Linked DNA regions of Homo sapiens: region 2 is linked to region 1. Evidence: read pairs that join two places in POLR2A ChIA-PET (ENCODE). Cell type or tissue: A673. All regions are shown on one strand. Links, peaks and the distances in the headings refer to the core of each region. The heading gives the core; the rest is flanking DNA.

Region 1 (10,329 bases), core at 1,638-9,637:
CCGGATCTCGCTCCTTCCGGGTCTTGCTCATCCCCAAGTTCCCCATCCAGGGCGTGATACAGTCAGGCTTCCCTGGTTCAAATCCTGGCTACGCCCTGCTTGGCAGCTGTGTGACCCTGGGCAAGTCACTCAACCTCTCTGGGCCTCACCTCTTACAGGGGATGATAGTAGTTAAAATGGGTTAATCTCCGACGGCTGTAAGGATTAGATGAGGTAATACAGACAGCACTCAACAGGTTGAGAACAACTGCAAGGATGTTACAGGGATTATAACATCCTGGGCTTGTCAGCCTACTGGGTCAGCAGCCCATCCTGCCTACCGCCTGTGCCAAATGTTTTCCTCTTACGATTTTATTTTTTTTAATTTTTTTAATTTTAATTATTTTTTGAGACAGAGTTTCACTCTTGTTGCCCAGGCTGGAGTGTAATGACACGATCTCGACTCACCGCAACCTCCGCCTCCTGGGTTCAAGCGATTCTCCTGCCTCAACCTCCCGAGTAGCTGGGATTACAGGCATGCACCACCATGCCCGGCTGACTTTTTTCTATTTTTAGTAGAGACGGGGTTTCTCCATGTTGGTCAGCCTGGTCTCCAACTATCGACCTCAGGTGATCCGCCCACCTCGGCCTCCCAAAGTTCTGGGATTACAGGCGTGAGCCACCGTGCCCGGCCTCTTACGATTTTAATTTAGCCCTTATTATCCTTTTAAGTCCTTTTTACATACAAGACCACATGGAACACATATTAAATTTCTTTTTTCTTTTTTTGAGATGGAGTTTCAATCTTGTCACCCAAGCTGGTGTGCAGTATGCGATCTCAGCTCACTGCAACCTCCGCCTCCTGGGTTCAAGCAACTCTCCTGCCTCAGCCTCTCCAGTAGCTGGGACTACAGGCAAGTGCCACCACGCCTGGCAAATTTTTGTGTTTTTAGTAGAGACGGGGTTTTACCATGTTGGCCAGGCTGGTCTTGAACTCCTGACCTCAAGTGATCCGCCCACTTCAGCCTCCCAAAGTGCTGGGATTACAGGCATGAGCCACAGAGCCCGATCTCACATATTAAATTTCTCATAATTCATAATGAACCCCATAAACTAGAACATTCTGAGCGATGCATCTTGCTGATATCTCTGGGCCCCTTCCTGTGGCATCTACCCGTCCCTTGAGCTGCTATCCTGAATTAAATTCTGGTCAATTCCTTGTTTGGTTTTTATTTTATTTTTTTAGAGACGGGGTCTTGCTGTGTTGTCCAGTCTGGTCTTGAACTCCTGGCCTCAAATGATACTCCTGCCTTGGCCTCCCAAAGTACTGCAATGGACAGGAGCCACCATGCCTGGCCTAGGACAACTTTTTTTTTTTTGAGACAGAGTCTTGTTCTGTTGCCCAGGCTGGAGTACAGTGGCAGGATCTCAGGTCACTGCAACTTCCGCCTCCTGGGTTCAAGCGATTCTCCTGCCTTAACCTCCTGAGTAGCTGAGATTACAGGTGTGTGGCACAACTCTGGCTAATTTTTTTATTTTTAGTACAGATGGGGTGTCACCATGTTGGCCAGGCTGGTCTTGAACTCCTGACCTCAAGGGATCCACCTGCCTCGGCCTCCCAAACTGCTGGGATTACAGGTGTGAGCCACTGAGCTGGCAACTTTTTTTTTTTTTTTAAATCACATATGCGTGTATTCTGAAAACAATAGTTTCTCTCCCTGGAGGTGCTTAAAAAACGAACCATTTGAGAGCCACTCAGGTCTGCTGCAGGATGGCCCACCACGGGGAGTTTCCACGGCAGCTGGCCCTCTCCTGACCCAGCTGCCCCTTACTCTCCTGAAGCCACCTGTGTCCCTGTGCCCCAACCATTCCCTTTCCCAGCACTCCCTGCCCCTCCTCCCCGTCTGCTAACCCTGACTCATCCTGGAAGCTCCGGCTCAGAGGTTGCTTAATGGAGCCTCCATTCATTCATTCATTCTTGACGTCCTTTTCACAGATTTCCTACATTCATTTCCTATCCACGAACAGGCCAATATTTTGGTGCCACGGGGCAGATTTGAAGCTAGACCAGCGTGATCAGGGACCTGGGACCTGGCGTGGGTGTCTGCCTGCATTCTCTCATTCCCCTGGCCAAAAATCCTAAATTGCCCGTGTTGAATCTTAACGCCTGAGAAGTTTGGCAAAGGAAGGAGAGAGGGCAGAGGTCAGCCCAGGCAAAGGACACTGCGCTGGTGCACGCAAAGTCCCGAAAGTGGCGAAACCCTTTCTCTACTAAAGATACAAAAATTAGGCCGGGCGCGGTGGCTCACACCTGTAATCCCAGCACTTTGGGAGGCCGAGGTGGGCACATCACCTGAGGTCAGGAGTTCAAGACCAGCCTGGCCAACATGGTGAAACCCCGTTTCTACTAAAATACAAAAAATTAGCCGGGCATGGTAGAGTGTGCCTGTAATCCCAGCTACTCAGGAGGCTGAGGCAGAAGAATCGCTTGAACCTGGGAGGCGGAGGTTGCAATGAGCCAAGTTCGCATCACTGCACTCCAGCCTGGGTGACAGAGCAAGACTCCATCTCCAAAAAAAAACAAAAATTAGCTGGGTGTGGTGGCGCATGCCTGTAATCCCAGCTACTCTGGAGGCTGAGGCAAGAGAATCACTTGAATCCAGAAGGCAGAGATTGCAGTGAGCCGAGATTGTGCCACTGCACTCCAGTGTGAGCCACAGAGCAAGGCTCTGTCTCAAAAGAGAGAGAGAGAGAGAGAGAGAGAGAGAGAGAGAGAGAGGATGTCTCTGGGATCCCTATGCAAGGAGCCAGATAAGCAAAGAGAGAGAGAGAGAGAGAGAAGATGTCTCTGGGATCCCTATGGAAGGAGCCAGATAAGCAAAGGCACTGTGGCAGGGAACAAGCGTGGCCAGGGAATTCAAAGTAATAGAGTAGATAGGCCGGGCACGGTGGCTCACGCCTGTAAGCCCTGCACTTTGGGAGACCAAGGCGGGTGGATCACCTGAGGTCAGGAGTTCGAGAACAGCCTGGCCAACATGGTGAAATCCTGTCTCAACTAAAAATATAAAAATTAGCCAGGCATGGTGGCGGGTGCCTGTAATCCCAGCTACTTGGGAGGCTGAGGCAGGAGAATCGCTTGAACCTGGGAGGCCGAGGTTGTAGTGAGCCGAGATCGTGCCACTGCACTCCAGCGTGGGCGACAGAGTGAGACTCCGTCTCAAAAAAATAATAGTAATAATATTAACTGGGCGCAGTGGCACGCGCCTGTCATCCCAGCTACTCGGAGGCTAGAACCTCAGAGCGCCCGCTTCACCTCCCATCTGGGCTGAGTCTACCTCCTGGATCTCGCTCCTTCCTGGTCTTGCTCATCATCCCTAAATTCCCTGTCCAGGGCATGATAACAGTCAGGCTTCCCTGGTTCAAATCCTGGCCGTGCCCTGCTTGGCAGCTGTGTGACCCTAGGCAAGTTACTCAACCTCTCTGGGCCTCATCTCTGACACAGGATGACAGCAGTCAAAGTGGGTTCATCTCAGATGGCTGTGAGGATTAGATGAGGTAATACACCTGAACCTGGGAGGCGGAGGTTGCAGTGAGCCGAGATCGTTCCACTGTGCTCCAGCCTGGGTGACAGAGCCAGATTCAGTCTCAAAAAAAAAAAAAAAAAAAAAAAAAAAGCAGTAGAGTAGCTGGAATGCAGGTGAGGAGGCTGGGGGGGCGGGGTGGGTGAGGGCTGGGCGCTGAGGAATTCACTGGATGGCTGGGAGGAGGGGAGGAGCAGCCTGGGACAGCCAAGGCTGGAGTGGTGAGGTTGGGGGGAGATGAGGAGGCCTGAGCTGGGGCTGTGGCAACCGAGAGGAAGAACCAGGGCAGAGAGTCAGGGGACAGGGGTGGGGGTTGGGGACTGACAGGCTGGGGGCGAGCAGAGGGGGAAGTCGGGGCCAGGAGAAGCCCTGTGGATCTGAGCCAGTGATGGGGAGGGGACATCCCTGAGATGGGCAACCTGGGAGGAGGTGCGAATCTGGGGGGGTACGTGGCGTATCTGAGGGGGTCTGGGAGGGGCACATCCCGAAGGAAGTGGGCCCCAGGGGGATGCTCCAGCAGGCTCGCTGGGGAGAGGCACGCTTCCAGGCCTGGGGGATTCCAGAAGTGCCTGGAAGTTTGAGGTCCTAAGGGCACCCCCCCAGGGCTCTGCAGCCATCAGGGCTGGAGGAGTCTTGCAGGGGAGGGCTATTCTCCCCCACGATGACGAAACCGAGCTTCGCAGAGGGTCAGTGACTAAACCAAGGTCACCCACTTAGCGAGGTCACTCAGGGCGTTTTATGACCAGCTGGCAGAGCCGTCGCGGAGATAAAAAAAAGGCTCCCAGGTGCCTGGCTGGGGTGGGGGTGAGGCCTTCCCAGAGGCGGGAACCCTGGAGGCGAGCTGGCTTATCTGTTTATCTCTGGAGAGAAGAATTGCAGAACTCAGAAGTCCTGGATTAGACAATGTTGAGTAAAGAATGCTGGGGCCTCCCTCACGCAGAACTGGGCCAGCCTGGTCACAGCTCTCAGCCCAGGAGGCCCAGAGACATCAGGAAGCTTGTCTAGGTCACACAGCAATCAGGATTGAACTGCTCCTGTCTCTGGAGTCCCAGGCACCCAGGAAGGCCTCTTCATGCCCCAGCTTCTGGCTGAGGGAGGGGAGGGGAGGGCCTGAAACAGTGGAATGAAATGAGGCGGCCAGGCGTGGTGGCCCACGCCTGTAATCCCAGCACTTTGGGAGGCCGAGGCAGGTGGATCACCTGAGGCAAGGAGTTCAAGAACAGCCTGGCCGACATGGTGAAACCCTTTCTCTACTAAAAATACAAAAATAAAATTAGCCGGGCATGGTGGCGGGCTCCTGTAATCCCAGTTACTTGGGAAGCTGAGGCTGGAGAATCACTTGAACCCAGGACGCGGAGGCTGCAGTGAGCTGATATCGTGCCATTGCACTCCAGCCTGGGCAACAAGAGCGAAACTCCATTTCAAAAAAATAAAATAAAATAAGAAAGGAATGAGGCAACTGGGCTGAGAACAGGTCTTGGTTGTCTCCCTCCTCACAGCCCACGGTGGCTGGAGGGGCCCAGGCTGCCAGGAAGGTCTCACTTGGCAAGAGTGCAAGATACGAGGGGTTGGAGATTGTCTCAGCAGTTTGCTGTGTGATCTGGGGCAGGCTGCCTGCCCTCTCTGGGCCTCTGCGCTCCCCTAAAAGATGGAGCCACGGGGAGGGGTGTAAAGGGGACATCACCAAGGCTGTGAGGAGCAGGAGAAACCACAGGCTCTGGCGTGAGACAGACCGGGTTCAGATTTGCTTCTAGCTGCGTAATTGCGGTCATGTCGCGTTCCCTCCCAGCCTCAGTTTCCCCATCTGGAAAGCAGGTACTGTCAAAGTGTCTGACTCATCCCCAGGAAGAGGGAGTCACGCTGAGCTCATGGAAGTGGGCAGTGCTCTGCCCTAACCACTGTTAGGAGACCTGAAGAGTCCAGAGCCTGCCCTCTCCGCCCCAAGTGCCCTAGAACACAGCTTCTCCCTCTGGGGGTCTCAGCAGCATCCCAGTCTCTCCCATTTCACCCCCAAGCACCCCCGTTATTTCAGGGCTTGCATGGGGTGTCCTGGGTACTACAGGCTGTTGTGTTTCCTGAGCAACTACTATGCACCAAGCTGCCTGCTCTCTTCCACTGCTCTATCAGGGAGACACAGGGCTTGTGGGCCCCTTTGACAGACAGAAAAACTGAGGCCCGGAGAGCGACAGGGACACCCCAGGCATCCCCACTGGTGACTCAACACGGTCGGGTCCTCACTCCCTTCTCAGGAGGGACCTATACACCACACTGGATGCCCCAGCCCAGCCCAGCCCCTCCAGCTAAGTCTGGGCCAGGCCTGCGGCTGCGGGTGGCTGGAGGCCACCCTTGCCACAGTCCCCGGCTCCCCCAAACAGCCACCTCCTCCCTGGGATCTCCTGGCTCCTGCCCAGGTCTGGGCCTCACCTGATTTCCGAGATGTCATCTTCATAGGTGTCCCACAAGCCCGGGATCTGGGGCTCGGCGGGCCCGTCCATGGCAGGTGGGTGAGGGTGGGGAGGGGAGGACGAGCAGGGAGCAGGCGGCACAGAGGCCAGGTGTGCGCAGCGACAGCGTCTGCCACCTGGGGAGCCCGCCAGGTGCCTACTCCGTGCCCGGCCCAAGGGGAGGGGCAGCACCCAGCCGGTTCTCCCAGCTGCTACCCACGCCTCCAACAGCGGGGAGAGGCCAGAGGGAGCCACCCTGCTCTGAGGGCGGGGAGGAGCAGTGATGGGCACGTCCTGGCGTCTGGTGCTCAGCTGGGGGCAGAGTCCAGGGGGTCAGTGCCAAGCCCACGCCAGAACCTTCCGGGCTGGCAGTTCTGGGCCTGTGGGCACCCACCTGGAGCCCACGTTGCTCATTTGGGAAATGGCGCTGATCTCGCCCATCTCAGCGAGTTCATTCATTCATTCATTCATTCACTCATTCATTCCTTTATTCATTTGAGAAATATTTACTGAGCATCTCCTGTCTGCCAGGCGCTGTTCCAAGCACTAGGCCACCGCTGGGGAAGGGGCAGACAGAAACTTGCCCTCACGGGCTGACGCGTAAGGGGCACCCTGGAAACAGACACAGGGACAGAGGCACAGCCAGGACCACGGCAGCACAGACAGGGCGGGAGCCAGGGAGAAAGGGAGAGGGCAGAGGGCATGGGAGACAGAGACCAGGAGGGGACTGAGATGCACAGGGGCCAGAGACCTTGAGAGACGCAACAGAGATACACGGAGGGCGGAGACAGAGACACACGGACACCCAGAGGAGACAGAGACACACAGGGGTCAGAGACCCTGAGAGACCCAGCAGCGATATACAGAGGGCAGAGACAGAGATACATAGAAAGGTCAGGGACAGGGAGAGACACAGATATGAGAGACAACTGCCAGATATGGTTGGGCGTGAGAGTCTGAAGGTCACAGCCCTGGTTCAAATCCCAGCTCCAGTGCCTCCCAGCTGTGGGGCCGGGAACCATCTTGCTCATAGGCTCATCTTGCCTTAGTTTCCCCATCTGTGAATGGCACCCATCGGGCTGTTGTGAGGACTGAGGGAGACACTCTCAGCTGCTGGTGGAGGATCTGGTACACAGTGAGCTCAGCATAGACGGTGTTCTCTTCTCTTCTGCCCCCACCCCAAACCCTGGCCCTCCCCAGCTGTTGGTCCCTGACCCCTCAGAGTCCTGGAGTCATGAAGCCAGTCTCCCCACCAGTGGTGGCAGGTGCCTGTAATCCCAGCTACTTGGGAGGCTGAGACACGAGAATCGCTTGAACCTGGGAGGTGGAGGTTGGAGTGAGCTGAGATCACATCACTGCACTGCAGCCTGGGCGACAGAGAGAGACTCCATCTCAAAAAAAAAAAAAAAATGCCAAAAGAAAGCCTGTGCAATGGCTCACGCCTGTAATTCCAGCACTTTGGGAGGCCGAGGCGGGTGAATCGCCTGAGGTCAGGAGTTCAAGACCAGCCTGGCCAACATAGTGAAACCCCATCTCTACTAAAAATACAAAAAATTAGCTGGGCATGGTGGCAGGTGCCTGTAATCCCAGCTATTCGGGAGGCTGAGGCAGGAGAATCACTTGAACCCTGGAGGCAGAGGTTGCAGCGAGCCAAGATTGTACTGTTGCACTCCAGCCTGGGCAACAAGAGTGAAACTCCATCTCAAAAAGAAAAAAAAAAAAAGCCAAAACAAATAAAATTGTATATACTGACCAATTATTGTTGCATAGGTGAGGGGGATGGAAGACGTCAGACTCACCTAACAGATGCAGGAAGGGGGCCCAGAGAGGTAATGTGGCTTCCCCCAGGGCACACAGCACTGCCCGCCTTCACTCTGATGGTAAGCAGAAAAGGAGGGTTCTGGGGTATCCCATCTCTCAATTCACCACCCCAAGACCCGTCTCCAGGAGGCTGAGCTGTGGGAGCACCCGCCCCTGCCCCCAGCCACTACCGAGTCCACATCCTCAACATTCTGCCTTGATACTTTCAGTGTTAAGCCTTGATGTTCCTGCTGATAAAAAGGCTCTCTTGCAGGGTGGGTGGAAGGGTGAGAGGGCCAGGCATCCCCCTCTGAGGCTGAGTGAACCCCTCTGATGTCGGAGGTGGGGGACTGAACCATGACACCCCACCAGGCCTCCGGCTGGGCTGTCTTCACCTTTGTTTTCTATTCAATGACCCTTTGTCCCTGGCTCTGTGTGCTGCTGGGGTGGGGGGTTAGGGAGAGTCTGGGGAAGGGAATGCCCAGGTCCTTAGGGATCCTGAGAGGGAAACTCGCAGGCAGGTGCGGAGGCATCCCCGGGGCACAGGAAGGTTGGGGAGCAGTAGGGCCTGAGGTTGTGCCTGAGTGGGCAATGGAAAGAAACTGGCCAAACTAGGCGGCCTAAGACCCAGGGGAGGCTCCTACTGCAGGGCCTTTGCCCTTGCTATTCCCGCATGTTCCTGATACCTGGGAGCTTCGTGGGCTCCTATCGTCTGACTCTGCCCAGTGTCACCTCCCCCAGGCTCGTCCACCAACTTCTCCATTCCTCTTTCCTGTTTTACTTTTTCCCATAGCACTCGTCACCATCTGACCTCCTAAATGTTTTGCTTCTTTGTCTTGTTTACCATCTATCTCCCCACTAGACTGTCAACCCCATGAAAGAAGGGCTTGTTCTATGTCAAATCTGCGGTTATTTCCCAAGGGAAGAGCCTGGAATATAGTAAATGCTCAATAAGTGCCTGTTGATGGAATGAATGAATTGTCACAGGAAGACGTGATGGAATGAGTGAAGGTCATGGTGGTGCCAGGAGAAGTCCACTGAATCTCTGTGGAGAATGAGGAGGGAGCTGAGGAGATGCAAAAGCCTGATTCTGGAAGGCGAGGGGTCCAGACTCCTACAGAGGTGGCAAGGAGGAACCAGAAGACACCAGAGTGACATTTTAGCCAATTGTGAGAGTGCAGAGATACTAGTGGAGACCATCAACCCCCAGAAATGAATCTGAGGGTCTTGGACATCTGGGAGACAAGGACGAGACCAGAAGGATGAAGGAGTGGGCTGGGCTTGGTGGCTCATGCCTGTAATCCCAGCACTTTGGGAGGCCCAGGCGGGTGGATCACGAGGTCGGGAGTTCAAGACCAGCCTGGCCAACATAGTAAAACCCCGTCTCTACTAAAAATACAAAAATTAGCCGGGAGTGGTGGTGGGTGCCTATAATCCCAGCTCCTCAGGAGGCTGAGGCAGAGAATTGCTTGAACCCAGGAGGTGGAGATTGCAGTGAGCCGAGATTGTGCCACTGTGCTCCAGCCTGGGCAACAGAGCAAGACTCGGTCTCAATTAAAAAAAAAAAAAAAAAAAGATGAAGAGTGTGGGAAAATGCAAGTGGAAAACCCAGAGCCACTTGGTCATGGGTAGTGAGAGGAGCAAGGATTATACATCCATTCATCCCTCCAGCTGTTCATCCCTCTATCTATGCATCCACCTGTCCCTCTATTCATCCATCATCCATCCACCCGACCATCCACCCAACCATTCATTCAGCCACCCAACCACTTATCCAATCATCCATTCAACATCCATCTATCTACCCATCCAACCATCCATCCCTCCATCCATTCATCAGCCATCAAACCATCCACCTCTTCATCCATTCATCATCTATCCATCCATTCATCCATCCAACCATCTACTCAACCATCCATCTATCCAGCCATCCATCACCCATCCATCCATTTTCCATCCATTCATCTAGCCACCCAACCATCCAACCATCCATCTATCCATCCATCCTGCATTCATTCAGCCATTTATTCATCCATCACCCAACCATTCCTTCATCTATCCATTCATCCATCCATCCTGCCATCCATTCATCACTGTCTATCCATTCATCCATCCAAGCATCTACTCAACCATCCTTCTATCCATCCATCCATCCTCTATTCATCCACTCAGCCAGGTATCCATTCAACCAGCCATCTATGCATCCATCTTTCTATGCATCCTCCATCCATTCATCCATCCATCCAACCATCTACCCATCCATTCGACCATCCGTCCATCCATCCATCCATCCATCCATCCATCCATGCATCCACTCATCCATTCATCCAGGCATCCAATAGTCTATTTTTCCAACTAATATCTGTAGAGACCTCCTCTGGGTCAGTCTCTGATATTGTGTCCACAAACAAGACATGTAAGTAAATGGCTTACATCTGTGCTGTCCATCCCAGAAGCCACTGGCCATAGGTGGCTATTTAGCACCTATGTGCAATGTGACTGAGAAAGTGAAAATTTTCCATTTT
Region 2 (10,329 bases), core at 2,330-10,329, 270 kb after region 1:
GAGAAAAGGAACAGGCCTTTAGCAGGGAAAAATGAAAATATGAGAGGATGGATAAAAGTCAAAAAACATAAGCTTGGACAGGCACAGTGGCTCACGCCTGTAATCCCAGCACTTTGAGAGGCTGAAGTGGGTGGATCACCAGAGGTCAGGCGTTTGAGACCAGCCTGGCCAATGTGGTGAAGCCCCGTCTCTACTAAAAATAGAAAAATTAGCTGGGCATGGTGGCGTGTGCCTGTAATCCCAGCTACTCAGGGGGCTGAGGCAGGAGAATCACTTGAATCCGGCAGGCAGAGATTGCAGTGAGCTGAGACTGAGCCACTGCACTCCAGCCTGGGCAACAGAGTGCCTGTTTTTTTCTTTCTTTTTTTTTCCTTTTAATTAAAAAAAAATTGTTTTTAAAGACAAAAAGAACAGTGTTTTGCCATGTTGGCTGGGCTGGTCTCGACTTCCTGGCCTCAAGTAATCCTCCTCCTGCCTCAGCCTCCCAAAGTGCTAGGATTACAGGTGTGAGCCACTGTGCCTGGCCTATAGGTCTCCTTAGCTGCTCTGTAGATAACAACTTGAAAATTATAAAACATTAAGTTTTCTCTTTGAGATATTCCTTCAGGTCCTGCATTCTGATGAAATGACTATGCTCACTGATCTGAGGAATGCCGTGAGAAACTGACGCACCAAAGAATGTACTTTCCTCATCCCGATGATTTCATCCCCCTTCCTCTGACCAATCAACGTCTCCAATTCTCCAGTCCCTTATCCTCCATGATCCCCTTAAAAATGAGAGCAGTGGCTCATGCCTGTAATGCCAACACTTTGGGAGGCCGAGGTGGGCGGAGCACTTGAGGTCAGGAGTTTGAGACAAGCCTGGCCAACACAGTGAAACCCCGTCTCTACTAAAAATACAAAAATTAGCCAGGTATGGTGGTGCATGTCTATAATCCCAGCTACTCGGGAGGCTGAGGCAGAAGAATTGCTTGAACCCGGGAGGTGGAGGTTGCAGTGAGCCGAGATCGCGCCACTGCACTCCAGCCTGGGCAACAAGAGTGAAACACAGTCTCAAAAACAAAAAAAAAACAAAAACCCCAGAACCCCCCAGGGAGAAGAATTTGAGCGTCTCCTCCCATCTCCTCGGTTGGCACCATGTAATCATGCAACTTTCTCTTTTCTCTGTTGCAAACCCTGCTGTCTCAGTGGCGAGCCTGTTGCTCTGTTACCATGCTGCTGGCTTACAAACCTGTTGGTCCTGTAATGTTCACATCTACCTGGTACTGAGATGCATAAATGCCTGGACAAAACTGCCCTGCACTGTTTTCAGACCACTTCTTGCTCCAAATGAGAGGGCAGACTGGGTTTGCCTAGTTGAAATCCTGCTCACTGGGCAAGCATGTGGTATAAAGGAACTGTGCCGAGACTTTCTGTCAAATGGACACAGGCTTTGGTTTGCTGGGGTTCTGAAGCTGATGATGTGTGAATAGAAGTGCAACAGTGGTCCCTCTACTTTTCTCATCAATGCACTAAAACTCTGCCAAAAGGGCTCAAAACGACCCTTTTCCTGTGCACCATGTTCACCTACATAAGGATCCCCCAAATTCTGTTCAATCACGAAGAGAATAAAAATGTAATGCATTAGCTGGGGGTGGTAGAGCATGCCTGTAATCCCAGATACTCAGGAGGCTGAGGCAGGAGAATTGCTTGAGCCCAGGAGGCGGAAGTTGCAGTGAGCCGAGATGGTGCCACTTCACTCCAGCCTGGGTGACAGGGTGAGACCCCATCTTAATGAAAAGAAAAATAAAGGCTGGGTGTGGTGGCTCACGCCTGTAATCCCAGCACTTCCGGAGGCCGAGGTGGGAGGATCACTTGAGGTCAGGAGTTCAAGACAAGCCTAGCCAACGTGGTGAAATCTGCCTCTACTAAAAATACAAACAAAAATTAGCCAGGTGTGGTGGTGTGCACCTGTATTCCCAGCTACTAGGGAGGCTAAGGCAGAAGAATTGCATGAACCTGGGGGGTGGAAGTTGCAGTGAGCTGAGATGATGCCGCTGCACTCCAGCCTGGGAGATAGAGTGAGACCCTGTCTCAAAAAATAAATAAAATAAAATAAAATAAAATAAAATATAAAATAAAATAAATAAAGTAATGCAACAAACTGACTTCCAGTTTCATGGTGAACCCTACACCTACTACCTGGGGGGCAGCAGCTGTGTCTCTGGAATTTAACCCAGTTCCCATTTTCCAATGCACTTCCCAGAACACGGTTCCAAACCAGCACTGGTCCCATCACGGACTAAGTGCAGGAAGGGGGCCTCCTTACCTATGAATGCCAAGTTCCTAGAATTTTCCAGCATCACGTCTCTGTAGAGATTCCTCTGAGCTGGGTCCAGCAGGGTCCACTCCTCTTTGGTGAAGTTCACAGCCACGTCTGCGAAGGTCACCGAGTCCTAAAATAACACATGCAGTTTGGCTCGGAGGGGTGTCCTGTTATCAGTTTGAACTGTGACCCCTTTCTCCACAGAAAAAGGTAGGTTGAGGTCTTAACCCTTGGTACCTGCAAAGGTGACCTGATTTGTGAACTAGAGTCTTTGCAGATGTCAATGAATTAAGATGAGGTTGTGGCCGGGCGCGGTGGCTCACACCTGTAATCCCAGCACTTTGGGAGGCTGAGGCAGGTGGATCACAAGGTCAGGAGTTCGAGACCAGCCTGGCCAGCATGGTGAAACCCCGTCTCTACTAAAAATACAAAAAATTAGCTGGGCATGGTGGTGGCGGGTGCCTTTAGTCCCAGCTACTCAGGAGGCTGAGGCAGAGAACTGCTTGAACCTGGGAGGTGGAGGTTGCAGTGAGCCGAGATCACACCACTGCACTCCAGCCTGGGCTACAAAGTGAGACTGTCTCAAAAAAAAAAAAAAAAAAAAAAGATGAGGTTGTACTGGGGGTTGGGTGGGCCCTAATCCAGTGACTGGTGTCCTTATAAGAAGAGGAAATCTGGCCAGCTGCAGTGGCGTATGCCTGTAATCCCAGCACTTTGGGAGGTTGAGGTGGGACGATCGCTTGAGGCCAGGAGTTCAAGACCAGCTTGGGCAACACAGTGACAACCCGTCTACAAAAAATAAAAAAATTACCCGTGAGTGTGGGCGGGTGCCTGTAGTCTCAGCTACCCGGGAGGCTGAGGAGGGAGGATTGCCTGAGCCTGGGAGGTGGAGGTTGCAATAAGCTATGATCCTCCCACTGCAGTCCAGCCTGGGCAACAGAGCAAGACCCTGTCTCAAAAAAACAAACAAAATATAAATTAAAAAAAAAAAAAAAAAAAGAAGGGGAAATGTGGACAGAGGGAGGGAAACAGAGGGAAGAATGTCATTTGGTGAGGGAGGCAGAGACTGGAGTGATGGGTCCACAAGCCAGGGAATGCCAAGGACGCCAGTGACTACCAGCAGCTAGGTAAGAGCATGGAACAAATTCTTTTTTGGAGCCTCCAGAAGGAAGCAACTCTGCCGCTATTTTGATCTCGGACTTCCAGCCTGCAGAACTGTGAGAAAATCAATGTCTGTTGTTTAAGCCACCCCATCTGTGATAGTTTCATCAGCCTGAACAGCCTAATGCAACAGGAAGAGGTACAGTCGATTGGTAGAGACTGACGTCCGGTCGTATGACTCAGGTGCTCTTTCTTCTGAGACAGGGTCTTGCTCTGTCACCCAGGCTGGAGTGCAGTGGTGCAAATGCAGCTCACGGCAGCTTCGAACTGCTGGGCTCAAGCGATCCTCCCACCTCAGCCTCCCAAGTAGCTGGGACAGCCAGCACACACCATCACCTGTGGCCCTGTCTCAGGAAAAAGAGTACCTGAGTCACGCGACCGGACTTCAATCTCTACCAGTTGACCAACTGTGTGTCTTTCTCATGCATTAGCCTGTTCAGGCTGTTATAACAAACTATCACAGAGGGGTGGCTACTCCTTAAACCCTGGCCGGGCATGGTGGCTCGTGCCTGTAATCCCAGCACTTTGGGAGGCCGAGGTGGGCGGATCACCTAAGGTCAGGAGTTCGAGACCAGCCTGGCCAACATGGAGAAACCCCATCTCAACTAAAAATACAAAAATTAGCCGGGCGTGCTGGCAGGTGCCTGTAATCCCAGCTACTCGGGATGCTGAGGCAGGAGAATCACTTGAACCTGGAAGGCGGAGGTTGCAGTGAGCCGAGATCATGCCATTGCACTCCAGCCTGGGCAACAAGAGTGAAACTCCGTCTCAAAAAAAAAAAAAAAAAAAAAATTTGGAGTGGGGCACGTCTCAGTCCACTGCTTGTCATCTGCAGGTCATGACAGTTGCGGGAGATGCTGCCACTGCCCGCTCCATAAACGCCTAGTGTCCCCTGTGAGACCCTGAGTTCCTTAAGACAAAAACACTTTCTTTTTATTTTACTTTATTATTATTTTTAGAGACAGTCTTACTCTGTCACCCAGGCTGGAATGCAGTGGAGTGATCACTCCTCATTGTGGCCTCAACCTCCTGGGCTCAAGCGATTCTCTCACCTCAGCCTCTTAAGTAGCTGGGACGACAGCCGTGCACCACCACACCAGGCAAATTTGTTTTATATTTATAGAGACGGTGGTCTTGCTACATTGCCCAGGCTGGTTTTGAACTCCTGGCCTCAAATGATTCTCCTGTCTCACCCTCCCAAAGTCCTGGAATTACAGGCTTGAGCCACTGCACCCCACCAAAGACACTTTCAGCTCCTTTCTTAGTGTGCTTTGCAGCAGAACGTGAAGCCCACTGGCAGCCAGGATGAGGTGTGGAAAGGACCAGTCAGTACTGGGGTGGGGGTGGTCCCAGGAGAATCCCCAGGGCAGCATCTCTCTCCAAGCAGAGGTGCAGAGACCTAGGGCAGCACGGCTGGCGGGGGGCCCTGCCTGGCTCCATGTGCTTTACCTGACTCCCAGCCACAGGCAGAGGCACATTGACTCGTGGGAACGACAACACGCTTCTGGGAGAGGGTGAGCTGCCAACTTACCTGGGACATATTTGTCACCAACGTGACGGCCAGTCCTGGCTTCCCCGTGTTTCCTTCAAGGAGGCAGGTGAGGCAGAGCTTGGGAGAAGAATGGAGCTATGAGAATCCAGGCACCCTGCCTTCCCCACACTCGTATGTGGATCCTGCCTGACATTAATCTCAGCATATAAATGCACGTGTGCACACACTTCCCCACCACAGCCCACAACCCCCACCCCCTCTACACCCACCCACCCACACACCCACACACCCCCATCCCCTCACTCCAACCCCCTTACGCCCACCCACCCACACACCCCATCCCCCCACCCACACACACACTCACACACACACCCACACACCCCCATCCCCCCACCCCCGCCCCCCACACAGACACCCACACACACACCTATATTTTAATTTAATTTTTTAGAGACAGAGACTTGTCCTGTTGCCCAGGCTGGAGTGCAGTAGTGCAATCATGGCTCACTACAGCCTCAAACTTCTGGGCTCAAGTGATCCTCCTGCCTCAGCCTCCTGAGTAGCTGAAGGTACAGGCATGGGCCCCCATGCCTCCTAATTTTTCATATTTATTTTCATAGAGATGGGGTCTCACTATGTTGCCTAGGCTGGTCTCAAATTCCTGGCCTCAAGCAGCATTTTTTTTTAATCGAGGTGAAATTTGCATATCATGAAGTTAACCATTTTAAGTGAACAATGCAGTGGCATTTAGTGCATTTGCAATGTTGTACAAACGTCACCTCTACCTAGTTCCAAATACTTTTCATCACCGCAAAATAAAACCCCATCCCCCTTAGCAGTCACTTCCCATTCTCCCCTTCACCCAGCTGCTGGCAGCCGCTAATCTAATTGCAATTTTTTTTTTTGAGACGGAGTCTCACTCTGTTGCCCAGGCTGGAGTGCAGTAGCACGATCTCAGCTCACTGCAGCTTCCGCCTCCCTGGTTCAAGTGATTCTCCTGTCTCAGCCTCCCGATTAGATGCCATTACAGGTGCCTGCCATCACACCTGGCTAATTTTTTGTACTTTTAGTAGAGATGGGATTTCGCCATGCTGGCCAGGCTGGTCTCGAACTCCTGACCTCAAGTGATCCGCCCGCCTCGCCCTCCCAAAGTGCTGGAATTAGGGGTGTGAGCACCGCACCTGGCCCATAGCGGTATTCATTACAGCCCAAAGTAGAGACAACCCAATACTGATCAATGCATGAACAAAGAAAGCAAACGTGGTCTATCCGCACCATGGAATATTACCCAGCCATAAAACGGACTGAGGCACTGACACACACTACAACCCAGTGAGCTCTGAAAACAGGATGCTGAGTGAACGAAGCCAGACACAAAAGACCACAGTGTATGACCCCATTGAAAATGAAATGTCCAGAATAGGCGAATCTATAGAGACAGAAAGCAGATCAGAGGTTGTCCAGGGCTGGGGGAGATGAGGGACTGGGAGATGACCACTGAAGGATACAGGGCTTCTTTCAGGGGTGATGGAAATGTTCTAAATTTGAGGGACGTACACGTCTGTGAATATACTAAAAGCCATTGAATTGCACCCTTTAAGAAGGTGAATTGGGCCGGGCGCGTTGGCTCAAGCCTGTAATCCCAAGACTCTGGGAGGCCGAGGCAGGTGGATCACTTGAGGTCAGGAGTTTGAGACCATCCTGGCCAACATGGCGAAACCCTGTCTCTACTAAAAATACAAAAATTAACCGGGCGTGGTGGCGCACACCTGTAATCCCAGCTACTTGGGAGGCTGAAGGCAGGAGAATCACTTGAATCTGGGAGGTGGAGGTTGCAGTGAGCTGAGATCGCACCACTGCACACCCCAGCATGGGCAACAGAGCGAGACTCTGTCTCAAAAAAAAAAATTTCAAATATAAGATGAAAAGTGTTCATGTTACTGGGAAGTCAGATTTTTAGTGTAAGAGGAAAAAGTTTCAAATATAAGATGAAAAGGCTTCATATCGTCACGAACACACACACACACACACACACACACACACACACACACACCCAATGCCTCCCTGGTCAGTCTATTCATAGAAAATGCTTAGAAGAATTAAGAAGCAGGAGGCAATGAACACCCTCGGAAACATGGCTGATCTGGGAACAGAAAATTCCCAGTGTGAGCCTTGCGGTGCCAGATGGCAGGGGAGCTGCCCTAGACCGCGTTAGGAGGATGCACAGCGGCTGGAAACGTCTCCCAGCGGCCGGATTTGAACTACAAAGTGAATCATTGCAATTGATGGAAACACACTGAACACTAAAAATACCTGCGCTCATAATGATACCCAGACAGAGAAAACCAGAGGGGGAAAAAAACACAAGCCTTGGTTAATAAAGAGGAAAAATTAAGCCTTTACTTTGCCTTTCCAATAAGAAAAGAAACGGAATAGCCTTACGGATGACGGAAAACTACAGAATTCCAGCTACATATTCATTTTTTTATTTTTATTTTTTGACACAAGGTCTCATTCTGTCATCCAGGTTGGAGTGCAGTGGGGAGATCTCGGCTCACAGCAGCCTCTGCCTCCTGAGTTCAAGTGATTCTCCTGCCTCAGCTTCCCAAGTAGCTGGGACCACAAGCGCCTGCCACCACGCCCAGCTAATATAACAAAAATATATATATTAAAAAAAATTTTTTTTTGAGACAGGGTCTCATTCTGTCGCCCAGGCCGGAGTGCAGTGGCACGATCTCAGCTCGCTGCAACTTCCACCTCCTGGGTTCAAGCAATTCTCCTGCCTCAGCAGCCTCCTGAGTAGCTGAGATTACAGGCTTGGGCCACCACGCCCAGCTAATTTTTGTATTTTTAGTAGAGACGGGGTTTCACTATGTTGGCCAGGCTTGTCTCAACTTCTGACCTCAGGTGATCCGCCTGCCTCGACCTCTCAAAGTGCTGGGATTACAGGCGTGAGCCACCACGCCCAGTCCCAGCTACATGTTTAGTTGGGACAATTGAATATTTTTAAAAATCACCATTTTGGGCTGGGCTGGGTGGTTCACACCTATAATCCCAGCATGTTGGGAGGCTGAGGCAGGAGGATCACTTGAGCCCAGGATTTTGATACCACCCTGGGCAACATAGCGAGGCCCCATCTCTACAAAAAATTTAAAAATTAGGTGGGCACGCTGGCGTGCGCCTCTAGTCTCAGCTACTCAGGAGGTTGTGGGGTGGGAAGATCATTTGAGCCCAGGAGGTTGATGCTGCAGTGAACTATGATTGCACTACTGCACTCCAACTTGGGTGACAGAATGAGGCCCTATCTCAACAAAAAAAAATCATCATTTTGCAACCTTAATAAAACAACTGATTCAGGAAATAAGACACGTCGGTGGACACAGAAAGGGGAGGCAGTCATTAGCAGGGTACGGAGGCATCACTCAGGACTTGCTGGGCGTAAAGGAATGCAACTTTCAGAGGTAAGGCTCTGCAGGTGCAGTGGCCTAAGGCTGTAATCCCAGTATTCTGGGAGGCTGAGGCAGGCAGATCACCTGAGGTAGGGAGTTTGAGACCAGCCTGACCAACATGGAGAAACCCCGTCTCTACTAAAAATACAAAATTAGCCGGGTGTGGTGGCACACGCCTGTAATCCCAGCTACTCGGGAGGCTGAAGCAGGAGAATCACTTGAACCTGGGAGGCGGAGGTTGCGGTGAGCCGAGATTGCACCACTGCACTCCAGCCTGGGCAACAAGAGCGAAACTCCATCTCAAAAAAAAAAAAAAAAAAAAAAGAGGTAAGAGGCTCTCTCACCTCCAGAAACTACCCCACCAATGTTAGCTTGACTTGTACAGGGACAAACAGCCATTATAGCTTTTTTTTTTTTGAGATGGAGTCTCACTCTGTCACCCGGGCTGGAGTGCAGTGGTGCGATCTCAGCTCACTGCAAGCTCTGCCTCCCGGGTTCACCCCATTCTCCTGCCTCAGCCTCCCCAGTAGCTGGGACTACAGGCGCCCGCCACTGCGCCCTGCTAATTTTTTGTATTTTTAGTAGAGACGGGGTTTCACCGTGGTCTCGATCTCCTGACCTCGTGATCTGCCTGCCTCGGCCTCCCAAAGGGCTGGGATTACAGGAGTGAGCCACCGCGCCCGGCAACAAACAGCCATTATAGTTACACTGATGTGATGAACACACCACCTACGATGTATCTTTCATTTTTATTTTGTTTAAATTTTTCTTTGTTATTATATATGTTTCAAGACAAGGTCTCGCTCTATCACCCAGGCTGGAGTGCAGTGGCACTAGCTTGGCTCACTGCAACCTCTGCTTTCTGGGTTCAAGAGATTCTCCTGTCTTAGCCTCCCAAGTAGCTGGGAGTACAGGCGACCACCACCACGCCTGGCTATTTTGTGTGTGTGTGTGTGTGTGTGTGTGTGTGTGTGTGTGTTTTAGTAGAGACAGGACTTCATCATGTTGGCCAGGCTGGTCTTGAACTCCTGACCTCAGGCGATCATCCTGCCTCAGCCTCCCAAAGTGCTGGGATTAAAGCCACGAAGCCTGACCAACCTAGGATGTTTCTGTCTCCCTCCCTCCCTCCCTTCCTCTCTCTTTTTCCCTCCCTCCCTCCCTCCCTTCCTTCCTTCCCTCTCTCTTTCTCTCTTCCTCTCTCTTTTTCTCTCTCTCTTTCTCTCTTCCTCTCTCTCTTTCTCTCTTTCTTTCTTTTTTGAGACAGGGTCTCACTCTGCTGCCCTGGCTGGAGTGCAGTGGTGTGATCAGAGCTCACTGTAGCCTTGACCTCCTGGGGTCAAGCAGTCCTCCCACCTCAGCCTCCCAAAGTGCTGGGATCACAGGCGTGAGTCACCGTGCCTGGCCAGGTCTAACTTTCAACGACACAAGGAACAACCACACAAATGCACAGGCGTGGACGTTCTGCCATTCTGACTACCCAGGGACTCCAACTAGTAAATGTCATGAACAAAGGGAGGCAAGTTCGAGGGTGTGAGCCCTGGAAGAGAAACGCACACAATGTGTTTGCATCCTGCCTAAAGAAACATAACTCTAGGCCAGGCGTGGTGGCTCACGCCTGTAATCCCAGCACTTTGGGAGGCCGAGGCGGGCAGATCACCTGAGGTTGGGAGTTCGAGGTCAGCCTGACCAACATGGAGAAACCCCATCACTACTAAAAATGCAAAATTAGCCCGGCATGGTGGCACATGCCTGTAATCCCAGCTACTAGAGAGGTTGAGGCAGGAGAATTACTTGAACCTGGAAGGCAGAGGTTGCGGTGAGACGAGATTGCACCACTGCACTCCAGCCTGGATAACAAGAGAAAAACTCTGTCTCAAAAAAAAAAAAAAAAATATATATATATATATATATATATAAAAGTT

Evidence for each region. ChIA-PET counts read pairs that join two places held together with the same protein. Peaks named below come from ENCODE experiments on the same cell type or tissue, not always from the same donor. Only the 100,000 strongest peaks of a DNase experiment are listed, where the experiment ranks them.
Region 2: POLR2A ChIA-PET joins it to region 1 with 11 read pairs; 4 of 35 experiments call an interaction of 5 or more read pairs at or near these places.

The regions. Positions count from the first base shown.
Region 1 is chr19:48,547,979-48,558,307 of GRCh38, reverse strand. SULT2B1 (sulfotransferase family 2B member 1) reads right to left here and starts at 6,136. Exons shown (of 7, transcript NM_177973.2): 1 at 5,985-6,136. The coding sequence starts at 6,055. RefSeq lists a silencer at 3,982-4,276 and enhancers at 3,465-4,403, 6,192-6,716. In A673, for the core only: no CTCF peak of the experiment used is centred there; no DNase peak of the experiment used is centred there.
Region 2 is chr19:48,274,477-48,284,805 of GRCh38, reverse strand. It overlaps ZNF114 (zinc finger protein 114), which reads right to left. Exons shown (of 6, transcript NM_153608.4): 4 at 4,998-5,075; 5 at 2,309-2,435. The coding sequence starts at 5,006. Among named protein-coding and RNA genes, the nearest start is that of ZNF114-AS1, 7.8 kb to the right of the region's middle. In A673, for the core only: no CTCF peak of the experiment used is centred there; a DNase peak (open chromatin) is centred at 7,115.